2 separate regions of the Mus musculus genome follow, and region 1 is linked to region 2. A link is a loop called in an ENCODE intact Hi-C map of the cell type or tissue named here. Cell type or tissue: heart. All regions are shown on one strand.

Region 1 (8,000 bases), 140 kb after region 2:
TCTAGGCCAGTCCCCAAATGTCTATGTAAATAGCCCTGAAACTTCTGATCCTCTTGCTCCATCTCCTGAATGTGGTGCCAGGAGGGAACCTAGGACTCAGTGCCTGTCACTCTGCTGACTGTGACAGCCCCAGCATTACGTGATATTTTAATATATGTAGACAGTGCTGTGTTTAAATCATATTAACATGTCTGCTTCACTCAGAATCTTTGTAGATTTTAAAGGTATAACAACACATAATTATCATTATCATCTCTAGAGCTTCTCACATTTATCCACTGCAACTTCCTCCCTATCAGTCAACCTCTCTGCGTGCCGCCTTCCTACCACTTCCACCGCTCTCTGTTAACCGAAATCCTTCTCCTCGAGACTTGTAAGAGATCAACCTCTGAGGTCCTGCATGTGAATGACCAGGGCATTGTCTTTCTGTACTCTAAGCTTGTTTTTTGTTTTGTTTTGTTATTTTTTTCAACACAGTGATCTCCATTTCCATTCACATTGCCACAAACAACAGAGTTTCTCCCTCCCCCCCCCCCCGCTTAATAATATTCCAGCATGTGCACGCATGCGTGTATGTGCATGCATGTGTATGTGTGACTTATTCTTTATCATATATCATTTGTATGCTTAGAGTGACTCTATATCTTGGCTTTTGTGACTAGCCCTGTGAACATGGGTGTGCAGATTGTCTCAGACAAGCCGACATTACTTCTTTGGATGTGTACATCCTCAGTAATGGGATTTGTGGGTCTCGCAGGACTTGTACTTTTAGTACTTGTGGGTCACTCGGGAGTTGTACTTTTAGTATTTTAAGGGACTAACAATCCATCCTGATTCACATCCCCACCAACAGTGCATGGGGAGCCCTTTCTCCACACCCTCACTAGTACTTCCCACTTTGGGCCTTTTGGATAATTACCATTTTACCAGAGTGACTTGATCTCTCACTGTGGCTTTAAATTGTATTTCCCTGATTTGTGCTAGCAATTTTTTTTTCTGTGTACCTGCTGATTTTTTTGCATGTCTTATTTTGATAAATGATTATTTAGGTTTGTTGCTTGGTTTTAATTGGGTTATTTCTTGTTTTGTTCTCTTTTTTAAAAGTATTTCTATTAATTTTTCAAGAATTTTATACAATATGTTTTTATACTATTCACTCTTGAGTTCTTACTCTTAAATCCTCCCCAGTTCATGCCCAGCTTCCTACTCCTACTCCCACTCTTAACCTCTGTTTCTTTTAGTCAACAGCGCACCGACTCTGGCTGGTACTGTGCATGTACTTGTGAGTGTAGGACCATCCACTGGAGAAGTCTACAGGAGCCACACCCTTAAGGAAAGCTGGCATTCACCCTCCTCGAAGCCATCCATTGTCCATAGCCTCTCCATCAGGGATGAGAGTTCATGAGCTCCTTAAGCTTCCGTCCATGCTAGACTGTAGCCTGTATTGATCTTGAGCAGGTCTTGTGTAAGCAACCACAGCTGCTGTGAGCTCATGAGGGTGGTGGTCCTGTTACTCTCAGGAGACACCGTTTCACTGTGGTCCTCCCTGCCCCCTTTTCCACAATGATCCCTAAGCCGCAGGTAACAGTTTGTGGAATAGATATCCTGTTTGTGGTTGAGCACTGTCCAGCCACTGACCCTCTGCATTGTGACCAATTGTGACTGCTCTTGAGATTTTAAAATTCTCTAACTATTGTGGGCTTGAACTCCCTTTCAGGCACAGAGCTTACAAGCATCCTTTCCCATTCTAGAGATTTTCTTCATTTTGACAGTTGATGGCTTTTTGGGCAGACACCTTTTCGTATGGGATGGTTGAGTTTCTCCATGTGCCTCTGAACTCTTGTCCTTGTGTATTCTAATGTCCTGTGGCATTTCCTGTATGTTTTCTTCCATTTGAGTTGATTTTTGTAGCCTACATCTAGCAGTTCATCTTTTGCATGTAGATACCAGAGTCCCTCTGTACTATTTACTAGTTGAGATTTATTTTTATTTTATCTACGTGTGTGTGTGTGTCTATGTGTCTGTAAGAATGTGACTGTGTGCCCTCAGAGGCCTGGGGAGGATGTCAGATCCCCTGGAGCTGGAGTTACAGGTGGCTGAGAGCTGCCTCACATGGCTGCTGGGGATTAAACTCTGCTTCTCTCAAAGCGCAGCAAGTGCTCTTAACTGCCTGCCCTCAGGTCCAAGGACTGAAAACACTGGCTTTACTCTGTCTCTCCCTCTGCTAGCAGTGTAGTCTTGTTTACTTTCTCTATGGTCTCATCACTAGCTGGGAATGATTACAGCACATACCATATGCAGGCTTCTGCAAAGGGTAACTGAGCTTGCCACACAGGGCTTCAAGGAATAGCAGCAGTGGTTGTGAAGAGCTCAGGGCCTGGTGCCCATCAGCCTGAATGAACCCTGAATGAACTCATGTTTAACCACCATCATCCCAAGTGGGGCCAGGCATTTCACTTCCTTGCTTGGTATCCTTTTTTTTTTTAAAATGGGGAACATTTGGTTGTCATGAAAATGAGTAAGTTAATCTAATCTGTATAAAAGGTGATGCCTGTACTCAGCAAGTATTGTTGGCTGCAATTAGCATGATGGTCGATACAGCCCAGATTGAGTGTGGTCCACAACAGCCATGAAATGATATTTTCATTTTACTGGAAGCACAGACCAGAGACAGAAAGTGAAGGAGAGGTTTCACCGGGTTCAGCTCAGTGGATTTCAGGGTGTCTCTGAGGGCGGCTAAGCTTCGTCTGCTCCCACAGGTGTGGTCACGGTGCCATTGTTGCTCAGTCATCATACCTCAGCTTCTGGAATACCCACCCAAGACATTGTTCCACCCTCGCACACAGCACTCTCAAATGCATCCTGGCTGAGAAGTAGCTGTTACCCCAATCCTGGGAGCGGGAGCAGCGTGACTGACAGCTTGCTGGAACTGGGACTTCCTTTTTGCCCTGGGCTCTGGCTGTGAAACAGAGCACATGAAAATAATTTCCTTAAGGAAGTTGTCCTGGTAGACAATGCCTCTTTGTCTGCAGGTAAAAGATGCTGCGAGGCCTAAAGACTGTGTGGTCTGGGATCTGAACAGCTGGGCTGTCTTTCTGGCTTCTAGGGCCTGCTGGGACATTGCTTCTCCCAGAGTGCCCTTCCATGAAACCTTGTCCTGCTGGCTTTCACTTCTGCCGCTTGTGCAGAGGGACAAAGTGCATGATGGGTGGTAACTGAGAACTGAGGCCACGGCAGGGGAGATTCCGGGGCACCAGGGCAGTGGAGCTGCCTCCTAGAGTCCCTGAAGTCACACTCATGTTTAACCCCTGTGCACCTCTGCTCACAATATGAAGGTGACATTAACTGACTCCGGTGAATATCCTGAGACTAATTAAATCTTTGGGAAAGAGTTAAGGAAACGAAGCTGATGTCTTTGTTGACAAAGCTGCAGTACTTATCAAACCCCCAGGGTTTCAGGGCTCAAGGGCATGAGAGATCAGGTAGGAGGGCCGCATAATTCTTCCCGAAAGCTAGTTTCGACCTCCCCAGCCACCCCAAGGATTCTCCAAAGACCTGAGGGGTTTTCAAAAGCCGCTGCTCTCTTGAGCAGGTCTAAGGAAGTCAAGCGTTAGTCTTCCTGATTTACCCTTCTCCTGGGACCTTTCCAGTTCCGCTGACCTCCCAACCTCCCTTATATCATTCTTTGGCTTGACTTAATTCTCTTTTGGTTTTAAACAAAAAAGGAGTCAGCCATTGTTCCGTTGTTACCGTCCATCACAGCTGTCACCCAGGGAGCATGTGTGTGTGTGTGTGTGTGTGTGTGTGTGTGTGCTCTGCGTGCTGTGCATGTGTTTCCTGTGGAAGCTAAGTCTTCCAAGAGCCCACAGAAGGTCACCTTTCATCCCATGTACCCAGGCTGGCCTGGCAACACTGCAACCTACAAGCCATGGCAGCACCTAGCGCTAGCATTTTTTTGTACGGCACCTTTCTCCTCAGCGGGTTTCAAACCAACTGCTGCATGCTTGTCTCTCATGCTTCATGCGATGAACTAACTTCTCAGAGAAACTCACGCTGTTCCACGGAAAGCCAAAGATCAGGACTGTTAGTGAGATTAAGCCATCTCAGTCAAACTCTTGATTTTTGTAGGCAAAAATTCTAGTCAGCCACCAGAGGGTGCCCACAGAGTTCTCTAAAAATGACTAAAAACCATGAAAGATTGCAGGAGGAAACATTTCCAGTTTGTATAAGACCAAAACAAATAGAGCTTGCCCACCCCTGCCTTATGTGGAGAATGACAAAGCAGCCATGGAAAAAGCAGGGGCGGGGGCTTTGGGACTGAGGGAGCGTGAGAGAAATCACCTGGATTTGAGCTGAACTGAGTTGCTTCAGGATTTGAAATTGGCAATTGGAATAGCATTTTGTGTACCGGCCCAGGAAGCGGTTTCATTTCTAAGCAAAACTCTCCGCCATGACCATCCCCCCATCTGTGTGTACAAAAGAAATGCAAATACATGTAAATATTATTCTAAACCAAAGGCTTCCTGGAAGGTAAGGCGGCTGCAGCAGAAAAAGAAAGAGAAAATGAAAAAAAGAAAAGAAAAAGAAAGAAAAGGAAAGAAAAAAGCACAGTGCGCTGGGAATTGGAAGGGTTGAGTGTTTGAGCCACAGGTCTTGCCCTAGGGTAAGATCTCAAAATGGAAATGAAGGGACTGTGGATCTCAAAGCAGAGAGCAGACCCTACCTTCTCCAGGGCCTGGCATGTAGGCTATGTCTGGCATCTCTAGCTCCAGGGACTGGCATGGTGACTGGGTTGTAATAGGTGCCTGGAAATGTCAGAAGAGTCCGTGTGTGTCCCAGAAGAGAGCTGGAGAAGGCAGGACTTCCTGGGCTGGCTGGGAACATTTGTCAGGCTGAGAAGTGGGGAGACATGGTGGCCTGGGGTGGAAGGATAATTTCCTCATGAGAAGTTCTGTTGTTGTTGAACTCGGGTATCATATCGTGTGTAACCAACAAGTCAGGCTTGGCCACCCATCTTCAATAAGCTGATTAGAGGAGCCAAATTAATAGTGAGAAGCAGAAAGAGGACACTTAGTCAATGTGGCCATATCGGGAAGAGGGGCAAAGAGTCTTTTTTTTTAAATTCAAGACAGGGTTTCTCTGTGTAGCACTGGTTGTCCTGGATCTTACTCCATAGACCAGGCTGGCCTCAAACTCAGAGATCCTCCTGCCTCTGCCTCCCAAGTGCTGGGATTAAAGACATGCGCTACCACTGCCTGGACAAAGAGTCTTAATGACTTCTCTGAGTCTGTCTTGGGGGTTCTGACAAGTTTAAGTAGAAAGCAAGAGATATGCGTAATGAAACAGTCTCCGAGATGTGGTCCCCTCCCCCCACCTCCTTGAGCCTCTCCTGAAGGTCAGTCTGTCTTACAAGGTCACCTGACCTGTGCATTTTTTTCTTCTGGAAACAAGTTCTTCCTTTGGATGCCCTCAATTTCAGACATTTCCTCTCCCAGTACAGAGGTTCCTGGGGACATTGCAGTTTCTTGGGGTCCATTCTTTCAACAGTCTGATGAAGAAGGAAGTGCCAATGTGTCTGTAGCAGGTGTTCATTCCTGCCAGACAGGTCGGTTTATACCATGCTATGTTAAGTTTGTGCCACTGTGACAAAGTAATTGAGATAAACAACTTAAAATTAGATATTTATCTATTTATCCATTTATTTATTTATTTATTTATTTATTCCTTTTGGCCCATGATTTTAGAGATTTAAGTTTATGATGAGGGGGCTCTGAAAGTCAAGGTGACACAGATATCATGGTGGGAACCACTTGGTAGAGCAAAACCACTCACCTCAGGGTGGTGTGACTTTTCTTGGGGCAAAGTAAAGAAACATTATATTTGCCCCAGATAGGGAGCTGACAGACCAGACCAGAAAAGAATTTCATCCAAGCCCAGGCTGGTGAACAAGTAAATTAGGGTCTCTTAGTTACTTAAAGGAGTGTGGGCCACTTACCTTGGAAATGTCACAACCTTTAGAATTAACACACAGGCAGCTGTACCTCCAATAAGAATTGCACCTCCTGCATATGCTAACACACACACACACACACACACACACACACACACACACACACACACACCAATCCTAGGGCAGGACTGCATGCATTTGGGAAAGGAACAAGAGGGTGTAATTACTAGGATCTGCAAGGAAACGCTAACTTCGTCACTATTACTACAGAATGTATTATTCTGTTGACTTCGTTGCCATAACTGTGGGCCAAAGGTTTTCTATAGGTCACAACAGGACCTCTGCTTTGAGGTGGCCAAGAAGAAATGAAAAGAGGAGGAAGGAAGGAAGGAAGGAAGGAAGGAAGGAAGGAAGGAAGGGGAAGGGGAAGGGAAGGGAAGAAGGAAGGGAGGGAGGGAGGGAGGGAGGGAGGAAGGGAGGGAGGAAGGGAGGGAGGGAGGGAAGAAAGAAGGAAGGAGGGAAGGAAAGGGGAAAGGGAGGAAGCAAGGAAGGAAGGAAAAAGAAAAGGGAGGAAGGAGAAACAAATAAGCCAGGTATAAGGATATGACCTTTGTGGGCATATGTCTGTGACCTAATTCCTCTAATTAGACCCCACTTTCAGAAGTTTCCATCAACTCTCAGTAGCCTATTAAGCCATGGTCCTATCAATGGATTAACCCATTGATGAGGTTAGAATCTTCTCAGTGTACTCACCTTCCAAAGGCTTGACCTCTGAACACATGAGCTTTGGGGAAACATTTCAAATTCAAACTGTAATGTGCTCCTTCTGAGGTACCTCTGCCGGAAACCTTTGCCCTTAATGTCCAACAGAACAGAAGTATGAATGTGTTGACTTTGTCTTCATCACGGTCACTTGCCCTGTCTGAATGCTCCATCCATTCACGTATGTTTCTTTCTACTCATACGGAGTTTTTCAGTATCAGTCTCTAGCTACCACTTATCATTCCCAAACAAGGACCCTAGTGTCTCTTAGTCATTTTTTTCCATGGTAAACTAAAGAAGTAAATATTGGTGGAAATAAGTTCTTACTAGTACCCAGAAAGATCTTTGGTTCTCTGGGAATCCAGCCAATATGGAATGAGGTGGAGGGACTGGTTGCTGGGCAACTAACTGGGCTGCCATTTATCTTTCTGGGTAAGCAAAGGCACTGTGTGTCTATGTTCTCTCCCTTTCTCTCTCCCTCCCCCCACCCCCCACCCCCGTCTCTCTCTGTGTCATTCTTTATGTCTCTCTCTTTCTATCTCTGTATTACTCTGTCTCCCTCCCTCTCCCTGTCTCTGTCTCTGTCTCTCTCTCTCTGTGGGGGTCATATGGTCTTGAGAGTGGGCTTCAGTGATATCTCGCTCTGACATGGGGTCTATCACTTACACAGTGCTTTGGCAGCTCCTATTGTCTCTTTCTGCTGTGCACAGGGAGAGAAGATATGATTCGTGTTTAAATTTAGAAAGAACTGTAGAAGTATAGTTTGGAGACATTTTGTTTCCCTTAGGTTATGTTACTTCCCGGTACTTCACAGAAGGAATTATGATGTCCAGGCCTGTGACATAGAATGCTCACTCTGTGTATTCTCTTTTCAATATTTTTTCCTTAAAGTTACTTTTATGAAAGAGAATAGTTTTAGGAGTTGTCCTGCTTCTCCTGCTCATGCCCATGGCTACGTCTGTACATCTGACTAGCTCTGTAATAATCTTCTTTTCCCAGACAGACTGGGACTGGTTTCCTGGGTTAGAGCTGAGCCCATTAGGGTCTCCTATATGAGAGGCATTTGAAAGTATAGAATGTGTGTACTTCAGTACATCATATAGCATTGTCTACTCAGAGAAAGTCAGACTCAAAAAAAATCTTCATTCTCAGGAGGTTGCAAGACCATAAGAGAAGCAGACAGTGGCCAGACAGTGGCTGAGAGTCAGTTGGGGCCTCTGTCGGACTCTCCTAATCCTCTGCTATGGAAGGAGCACAGACAGGGCTCATCTCTCAGAGTGCTGAGTCA
Region 2 (8,000 bases):
CCCCTCCCTGCCCTGCTCATTTGTGTTGGGATGGCCCTGCTGGGTTGGACAGAGGAACTGGTGGGGGATGAGAGGGAGGGAGGAAAGTATAGGATATATTTTATATTTTAGGCCCTATATTTTGACTTCAGGTAATACCTCTGTGGTCTCAGATAAAGTATTCCAAGTTCCTATGACTCTAACCTGTAACTATACATTTATCTAGAAAGACTATTTTAAGCACTTATCAGTTATGCATGTCATGAAAACAAAGCGGGTAGGGTCCCTCACTACTAGGATCCTCTGAGAGGTGTTGCAGCAGGAGTCTTGAGGTGATGGTAAGGCTAGAAAGGAATATGGAGAAGGCCTTCCTATGTGCAGGACTGAATGAGCTGCCTCCTAACCTTCCTAACCACACGCCCACCATCCCTCCTGCTCAGGAAACCGCTCTTTTCTTTTCACAGTCACAGTCCGTACAGCCCCGTCACTTAAAGCGTGTGATTAGTGGTGTTCAGCGCACTCACAGGGTGAACAACCATCCATCACCACAGTCGATTTTAGAGCCTTCCAACCACGCCACCATTACCTCACCCCACCATTCCATACACTATGTTTATAAAAATAAATTCTTTGTTTCCGTCCTGAAGGGAGAACACGAACCTGCATTGAAAACAAAGGGGTCACGCAGCCTACAGCCCACTGTGGTGCCTGCCTTTTTTCACTTAGCGAGATGCTCTTCAGTTTCTTTGGCATCATAGTGTGTGTCAACGCTCCATTCTCTTTCTGAGGAATGAGGAAGAGGCTATTCCAGGGTACAATCCAGTCATCACACCATAGATCTTTGTCCCCACGGTCTAGCTTTCGTGAATCATTTGGCTCTAATATCTACGCATACATTTTTATTTAGATGGAGATTTTTGTTTCCCTTGGGCGTGTACCCAGGAATGTCTGACTTGTCCAGGGCTGCTTATAAAGTCCCTGGGGTTGTAATGAGAGGACAACTTGTTTCCACTTTACCTCTAGGAGCTTGGCTTCTAATGTGTGCACACTTTTATTTTTTTATATATTTTTTAACCTATGAACTTGTACTCAGCAGCCCCAGTCCTGTGTGTTTGCTTTGGCTTGTGTCAGTGTAATGCCTTCCTGTTTTATGTTGTTACCACAGGCCTTCCTCATTCCTCCCGTTTCCATTTTGCTCACTGTAGGTTATTTTTCTTCCTTTGAGGCCTGGATTTTGATTTTGGTGGGAATCTTACTGGTTATAGAAATAACAAAAGGAATTTCCCAATTTCTATCACGTCACCGATTGGGGGTGGGGGAGGGGGCTGCGAGAGGGCAGAGGAGGCAGGAGGAAAGAGCGCAAATCCCTGGAAGCCAGAGGAGGCTCAGGCTGGTCTCCACAGTGCCTCTGCCTTGGGCTGCTCTCCTGGCCTCCACCCAGTTCGCCCTGGCTCTTTACACAGTACGTGCTCCTCAGCACTTTCCTGAAACACCTGCTCATGGCGATTGCCAAGGGCCCAGGAGCTGTTGGAGACTCTATATCCTGTTTGGGAACGGTTTCAAATGAAACCAGTGACTCTTCCCTGCATCAAGACGGGTGTTTTTAAGGGTGAAGGAGGAGGAGGAGATCGACCAGGACTTGTGCTTCAGACAAGTGGTGCAGTGCACTGCACAGCAACCTTACTCTGCCCCGCAGCCCTCCCCCCCTTCCCCTTCCCTGTCTGCAGGTTCTCAGGGGCTGGAGGATAGCCCCAAGCTGTGTGGAAGATCCAGGGGATCTGGGTAAAGATGCTTCCAGGGCGTCTTCTCCCACCTTGATCCTGTGTCAATTTTTCTTCTCTGTGTTTTTCATTCAATTAACATTTCCTGAGAAACCTGTGCCTAGCACAGCTGCAGCCCCTGGGACACAGGTCTGTTCTCTGAGTTCCTGGAATGTACAGCCTTTAATTTCCTTTTTCCTTCCACGTTCTTCTCTAGTCTCCATTTATTCATTTCTTGTTTTCCTGTTCTTTCCTATGCTCGTGTGTTAAAGGGACACATTTAAGAATGGGTTTCCACATCAGTGTCTCATCGTCTGCATTTCCACAGAAAGAGTTCAGAGCTGGGAGGCTTGGCACAGCCCAGGGGTTGGCAACCTGGGAACGCATTGGCCTCATCTCCTGAGGATGGTGAAGCTGGATTCAAAGTCTACATCAAGAAATTTGGTAACTGCCAGATGAGGTAGTGGACATCTGTTATCTGAGCACAGCTATTCTCAACCTTTACTACAGTTCCTCATGTTGTGGTGACCCCCAATCATAAAAGTATCTTGTTGCTACTTCTTAACTACACATTTGCTACTGTTATGAATCGCAGTGTAAATATCTGAGATGCAGGACTTTGAGATGCAGCCCTCAAAAAGGTCATGAGCCACAGGTTGAGAAACATTGTGCTAGCATTAAGGGGGAAGAAGCAGGCAGAACTCTTTAAGTTCCAGGACCACCAGGGTTAGACAGTGAGACTCATTAATAAAATATCCCATACCCACGTACCAACCACCCCCCCCCAAAAAAAAAGCAGCAGCCCAGATCCTCATCTAACTTACAGTCTGGTGGCCATGCTGAGAAACTAGGCTCCAGTGTGTTTGTGTGTGTGTGTGTGTGTGTGTGTGTATTTGTGTGTGCGCACGCACACGCAGTTGCATGCACATACCTGTACAGGACTATTCTCCTAGCCAAACAGCTGTCATCTAAGGGGTTCAGCTGTTCCTACTTGCAAAAGATTGTCCCCGCTGCTGGGATCGTGGATGGTTTACAACCCCTCATAAAGGGGTGGGAAGGGTGCTGCTCAGCCTGTGATGGTCATCTGAATACCTAGCTGCTTCCAGTCACCCACTGTTTGCAGCCCTTCTCCAAGAGCACTTGGCCTCAAGGAGGGGCTGGTGTCTCTAGGCTGGGAAAGGCTAGGGAAGGGGAAATGTGCTTAAGTTAGCACCCCATTGTGCTCCATAAGCTAGCTCAGTAACTGAGTTGGTTTGTCCTTTGAGACCTTAGGAGGCAGGGTAGATGCTGCCTATGTCTCCTCTTGGGATGGGATGTTAGAAACGAGTGTGTAAGGCATGTCTGGAGGGCTGGGATGGCACAGAGCAGCATGGACTGAAGGATTCATAGGCCTTGTTGAACCATTTGGCTCATCTGGAGATAGTTCCCAAAGAAGCTCCTGATTCATGTGGAATGCTTGCTCTACACTCCGCCAGGGCTGTGGCTCTGCACTCCTTCATATGCTCATGCGGTTGGCGTGACTGAACTTTGGGGCCTCCCTCTGACCTGACTGATCCTAGACTTTACTCCTTCACAGTCAGATGCAAGCCAGGTCTTCTTCATTTGCCCTTCTCACCTCTCTTCTGGGGAGATGGTCCGGTTGTTTCTTTAACGTCCCTGGCTTTGTGGTCAGCAGTTTGACTACTAAGGAACAATTTCAGATGATTTGGGGCACAGGACTCATGGAATTTACAGAAAAGCCACACTGGGAGGCCTAGGAAATGCAGAAGCTGGAACAGTCCCAAGGAGCATAGCAGACAACATTTGTGGACCTTTACGAAGGGGGTCCCATCATTTGCATGGCTCAGCTTTTGTACCTCTTGATATAAATAGTCAAGAGAAAGGTATGTGAATTCCTTGTGCTTTAAAATCCACCCTGGTCTATTTAATGGTGGGTGAAGACTAGCCTTCCATGAAAGAACTTGGTGGTAGGGACCTAGGGCAGCTTTGGTGCAGGCTGCTGCTGGCAGGAGGCTTGCAGCAATGTGTTGATTTCTCTTCCCAAGCAGGAGAGAGAGTTAATTTAATACTTAAATTACAGGGACAAACCCCTGGCTCTGCCCAAACACTCTGCTCACCCTCCTGGGTCTGAGTGTCCTCCAACGTTGCTTCCTTGTTCCCTGTTATCAAACAGGTCTCATGGAAGGCACTGACCTGTGATTTTTGTGTTGTAAAAAAGCCAGGGTGTTTGATGCTCACATTTATCCGCTAGGGGAAAACACACACACACACACACACACACACACACACACACACACACACACACATTAAATGAGACTAATGGACTCTCGGGCACATGCACATTCCATTGCAACCGGCCCTGGGCCAGGCCACGCTGATTTTTCAGGTCGCAGATCTCCACGCAGCTGAGGTAGAGCCAAAAGGTCTGTCAGCTGCTGAACTTCCTCCCTCCAGGCTCCTTCCCTATCGAAATGCTTTCGAAAAGACTGTGTCTCCAGAGTTAAAATCCTAACGTGAAGCCAAAATCCAAGCCGATGACACTATTTAAAATGAGAGTTATCAAGTCACAGGTCCAGAGGGAAGGCCTCTTTGACCTAACGCTGAGCAATTTCTTATAGCCTTGCAGTCCATTTGAATCCCGGAGAGCTGAGTTTTCATTAAGCCTACTACTTACTGGAAGTGAGTGTCCCGCATCCGTCTGCTCTGGGTCCTAGGTCTTACCAGCAGCAGGCTCTAGGTGGAGCTACAATGCAACTTTAGTCACCTCAAAGTCCGCAGAAAAACTTAAGGAAATCACAGTGCTCAAAGACACTATATAGTAACACCATTTATGAAAAGGGGTACAACAATCACCACGTGGAGGCTTCTGTACGGGAGGCAGGCTAGGAGTGGGTGGGGTTGGTGACCACCGTTTTCAGTGACAAGTGGAAAGGCTTGTGGTGGCAAGGAATATGTAACTATTGGTGGTTTGTCAAGTCTTAATCCAAGAATCACTGTTCTCTTACCTCATGGGCGGAGAGAGGGCAGGCAGAGAGAATGGAAAGCCCGAGAAACAGAAAAAACAAGAGAAACACGAATTTAAAATATATATAATTGTAATTGTTTTATCTTGAAGGAGAATTTGGTCTAAGGCACACAAAATTCCTCTGGGTTCATACTTGAACCACGGAATTAAAGAGTGATGATCATTCAGGGTAGAGGGTCTTGATTAAAGGCTCTTGTTCATGAGTGGCCAGTGAATAAAAAGGAGCTAAGAGACACATCAGATATCTTTGCTTAGGGGGAACATAGGCTAATAGTTGTTTGTGTTAGGTTTATGTTTCTCAAGACGAATTTTGATGACTTTGGGGCTATATGGAAAGTCCTAATCTGAACCTTGATTTCTCTTGTTTTCCAAGAACACGTCCATCTTCTTACATTTCTAAAGTACTCTAACTCTCTGGTTCTCAGCCTGGATCAAACAGCACCAGCGTAGCACTTGTTAGAGAAGAAAATTCTTGAGCCATACCTGTGTTGGTTTATCATTACTGTCCACTTAACTCTATTAGGAATCACCTATGAGACATACTACTGGGTTATTTATAGATGATGATGATGTGTGTATGTGTGTCTCCAGGTATTTATGTAACACAACATATGGTTGTGAGCCACCATGTGGGTGCTGGGAATTAGACTCAGGTTCTCTGGAAGAGCAGAAACTGCCACTAACCTTTGAGTCATCTCTCCATTGACACATCCATCTGGATGTGTCTGTGAAGATGTTTTCAGAGAGGTTTAACTGAGGAGGAAAAGACCCACCCTGAATGTGGGTGGCATTGTCTCACGGGCTGAATTAAATGGAAGCAAAGGAGAGTGTGATTGGCTGACTCATGCCCCTGCTGGCGTTATTTACTTGCCATGATGGGCAATTTACCCATGAGCTAAAATAAACCCGTCCCTTGTTAAGTTTACCACAACCATGTTGTCACAGCCATGAGGCGGGGGATATGGGGCTTAGTGGGCTATAGTTCAGCTGTTCCTCCAGGTGCTTCTGAAACCTGCTGAAGTTCAAGTATACTAACTCCAGAGTCTCTCAAAATTTCACAGGGTAAAGTTGGAAGAGATAGGTGACCAGTCAACATTTGAGTCCCTATTCAGTTGGCACTGTGATAAAGTTGGCTACTAAAATAAAACTCTGTATTATTTAACCTATTTTCTTTCGTCCTCTGTAGAAAACCCGGACCTCTTCCTAGTCGTTAGCAGGGAAACTCATCATATGTAGTAAATGTTACGTGAATAAGATAATTCTACTTGGAAAGGTGAGAGGAGGAAGGCTTATGGGTTAGAAAAGGACATCTGAGCAGTCTTCAATGATGAGAATGTCTAATGAGGCAGAGAAGGACTTGTGGCTTTGAATTGTTGACTTTTATTATTGTCATAGAAGAAATTTGTCTACTTCAAAATGTAAAGGAGTGGCGCATGTGGGGGGGATAGGTTTCCCTGCTACCACTTGGCTAAAGACATGAGCTTTTCAAGTCACCTATGAAGAGGAAAAACCCAGCTATTCTTGGACTTTGATTTAGTGAAGTAATGTCTACACATTTCTGAGGAACTCAGTGACTCAAGTCTTCTACTCAGCCAAAGTGTTGGTTAAATCTAATGACAACGGATACCACGTTCTCAGGTTTCAGCAAATTCAAGAACGAACCAACACACCTTAGGAAAAATAATTATTCAATGACAAGTTTCAGCCTGGTCAGAGGTCAATCAAAATGAAAGACTGAAGAATGGATCAGTCATAGTGAAAGAGCTGCGGTGAGCATGGGAAAATTAGGTCTAGTTAAAGTAGATACTTTAGTAACAGGGCAGAAAGGGAATGTTACATTGTTTACTATGGGCTGTAGGTCAGGCTGGGAGGATATTAACTCCCTCAGCTGTTTTAGAAGGAGGCTTAGTTTTAGAAATGGCCAACCACTTTAGGTTTTTTGATACAATTTTTTTCTTAGAGAACTTAAAACAAACAAACAAACCTCTTATGGCAAAATTCCCACAGTTATGTGATGCTTCTTTTTCCCCCTTTTCCTTAAAATCATTTTAGTTTGTTGATAAGTAAAACTAGATCTTAATACTTCCTTTAAATTAAAACTATCTAATAAAGTGTAATCTAATATTATTTAACATATGTTCCTAAGTCTAAGTACCTTCCTCTTTTCCTCCTTATCTTACAGGAATTGAATCCAGGGCCTCAGACATGCTAGACACTCTACCATGGAGACATACCCAAGCCTTCCTTGTCCTTTTTAGCTTGTTTTACTTAGTTGTTCAAATGCTTTGCCTGCCTGTATGTATGTGTACCACATGCGTGCCTCATGCCTAAGGAAATCAAAAGAGGGCATCAGATTTCGTGAAACTGGAGTTATGAATGTTTGTAAGCTGCCTCAGGGTGCTGGGAACCGAACCCTGTTCCTCTGGGCCATTCTCCAGTCTCTAGTTTTTTTTTTAGCCCAGGCTCTCACTAGGTTACCAAAGCTGCTTTTAGCTCACTGTGCAGTCTAAGCAGCTTTGGACTTGCAATCCTACCCCAGTCTCCTAATAATGGAGATTTTGCATCTCTACTAACAGTCCTGCTTTCTTCTCCGTCTCTTTGCCTAATCTCTTATATGTTATGATTTAACTTTTGCCTACCTGCCTGTGATGTTCAGGTTTTAGGTCTGATGACTGCAGTGAGTTTCAGAGTTACCCATCGGATAGCCTTCCTTGCATGTTCAGTGGATAGGCACTTTAACTTGTTCCAAAGCAGACTTGTTTATTGAATCCAAATTTGTTGTGCCTTCTATGTTTGTGTATTTCCCGACTTCACTCATGATTTTATTGTAGCTGGATCCCAGACTCCTTACCTGTCCTTCATCCCATTCATTCTATCAGCCCCTGACCACATTTCCAAACCAGATTCTTGAAGCCACCCTTGATTTCTCGGTCTTCCTCATCTGTCCCTTCTGTCTGGTCAACAGTGCCACTTCCCAAACCCACAGTTTTCCCTCCCTCTTAGTCCTCATTCTCCTAGAGCACTGGGGACCAAGTATTCAATCACACAGGTATATGGGGGACATCTAATGCAAACCACCACAGTGAACAGATGTTGGTGAGGATGCAGGGAAAGAGGAAGGAACCTTTGTTCTCTGTTAATGGGACTGTAAATTGGTGTACCCACTGTGGAAACAAGTATGGTAGATTCTTTAAAAAGAAAACCCAGAACTACCCTATGACCCAGCTATACTGTTC

The links. A loop is a pair of places that touch in the nucleus more often than their neighbours do. Peaks named below come from ENCODE experiments on the same cell type or tissue, not always from the same donor. Only the 100,000 strongest peaks of a DNase experiment are listed, where the experiment ranks them.
Region 1: a loop joins it to region 2, with 4 times the contacts of the local background. A loop is called at or near these places in 10 of 42 quality-filtered maps.

Annotation. Positions count from the first base shown.
Region 1 is chr12:54,349,610-54,357,609 of GRCm38, reverse strand. It overlaps Gm35895 (a long non-coding RNA gene), which reads right to left and starts at 6,786. Exons shown (of 3, transcript XR_381605.3): 1 at 6,704-6,786; 2 at 4,724-4,917; 3 at 4,371-4,466. In heart, a CTCF peak has its summit at 4,141 (motif pointing right); no DNase peak of the experiment used is centred here; H3K27ac peaks cover 334 bases.
Region 2 is chr12:54,486,355-54,494,354 of GRCm38, reverse strand. No RefSeq gene overlaps it. Among named protein-coding and RNA genes, the nearest start is that of Gm36213, 11 kb to the right of the region's middle. In heart, a CTCF peak has its summit at 4,467; no DNase peak of the experiment used is centred here; H3K4me3 peaks cover 264 bases; H3K27me3 peaks cover 1,042 bases.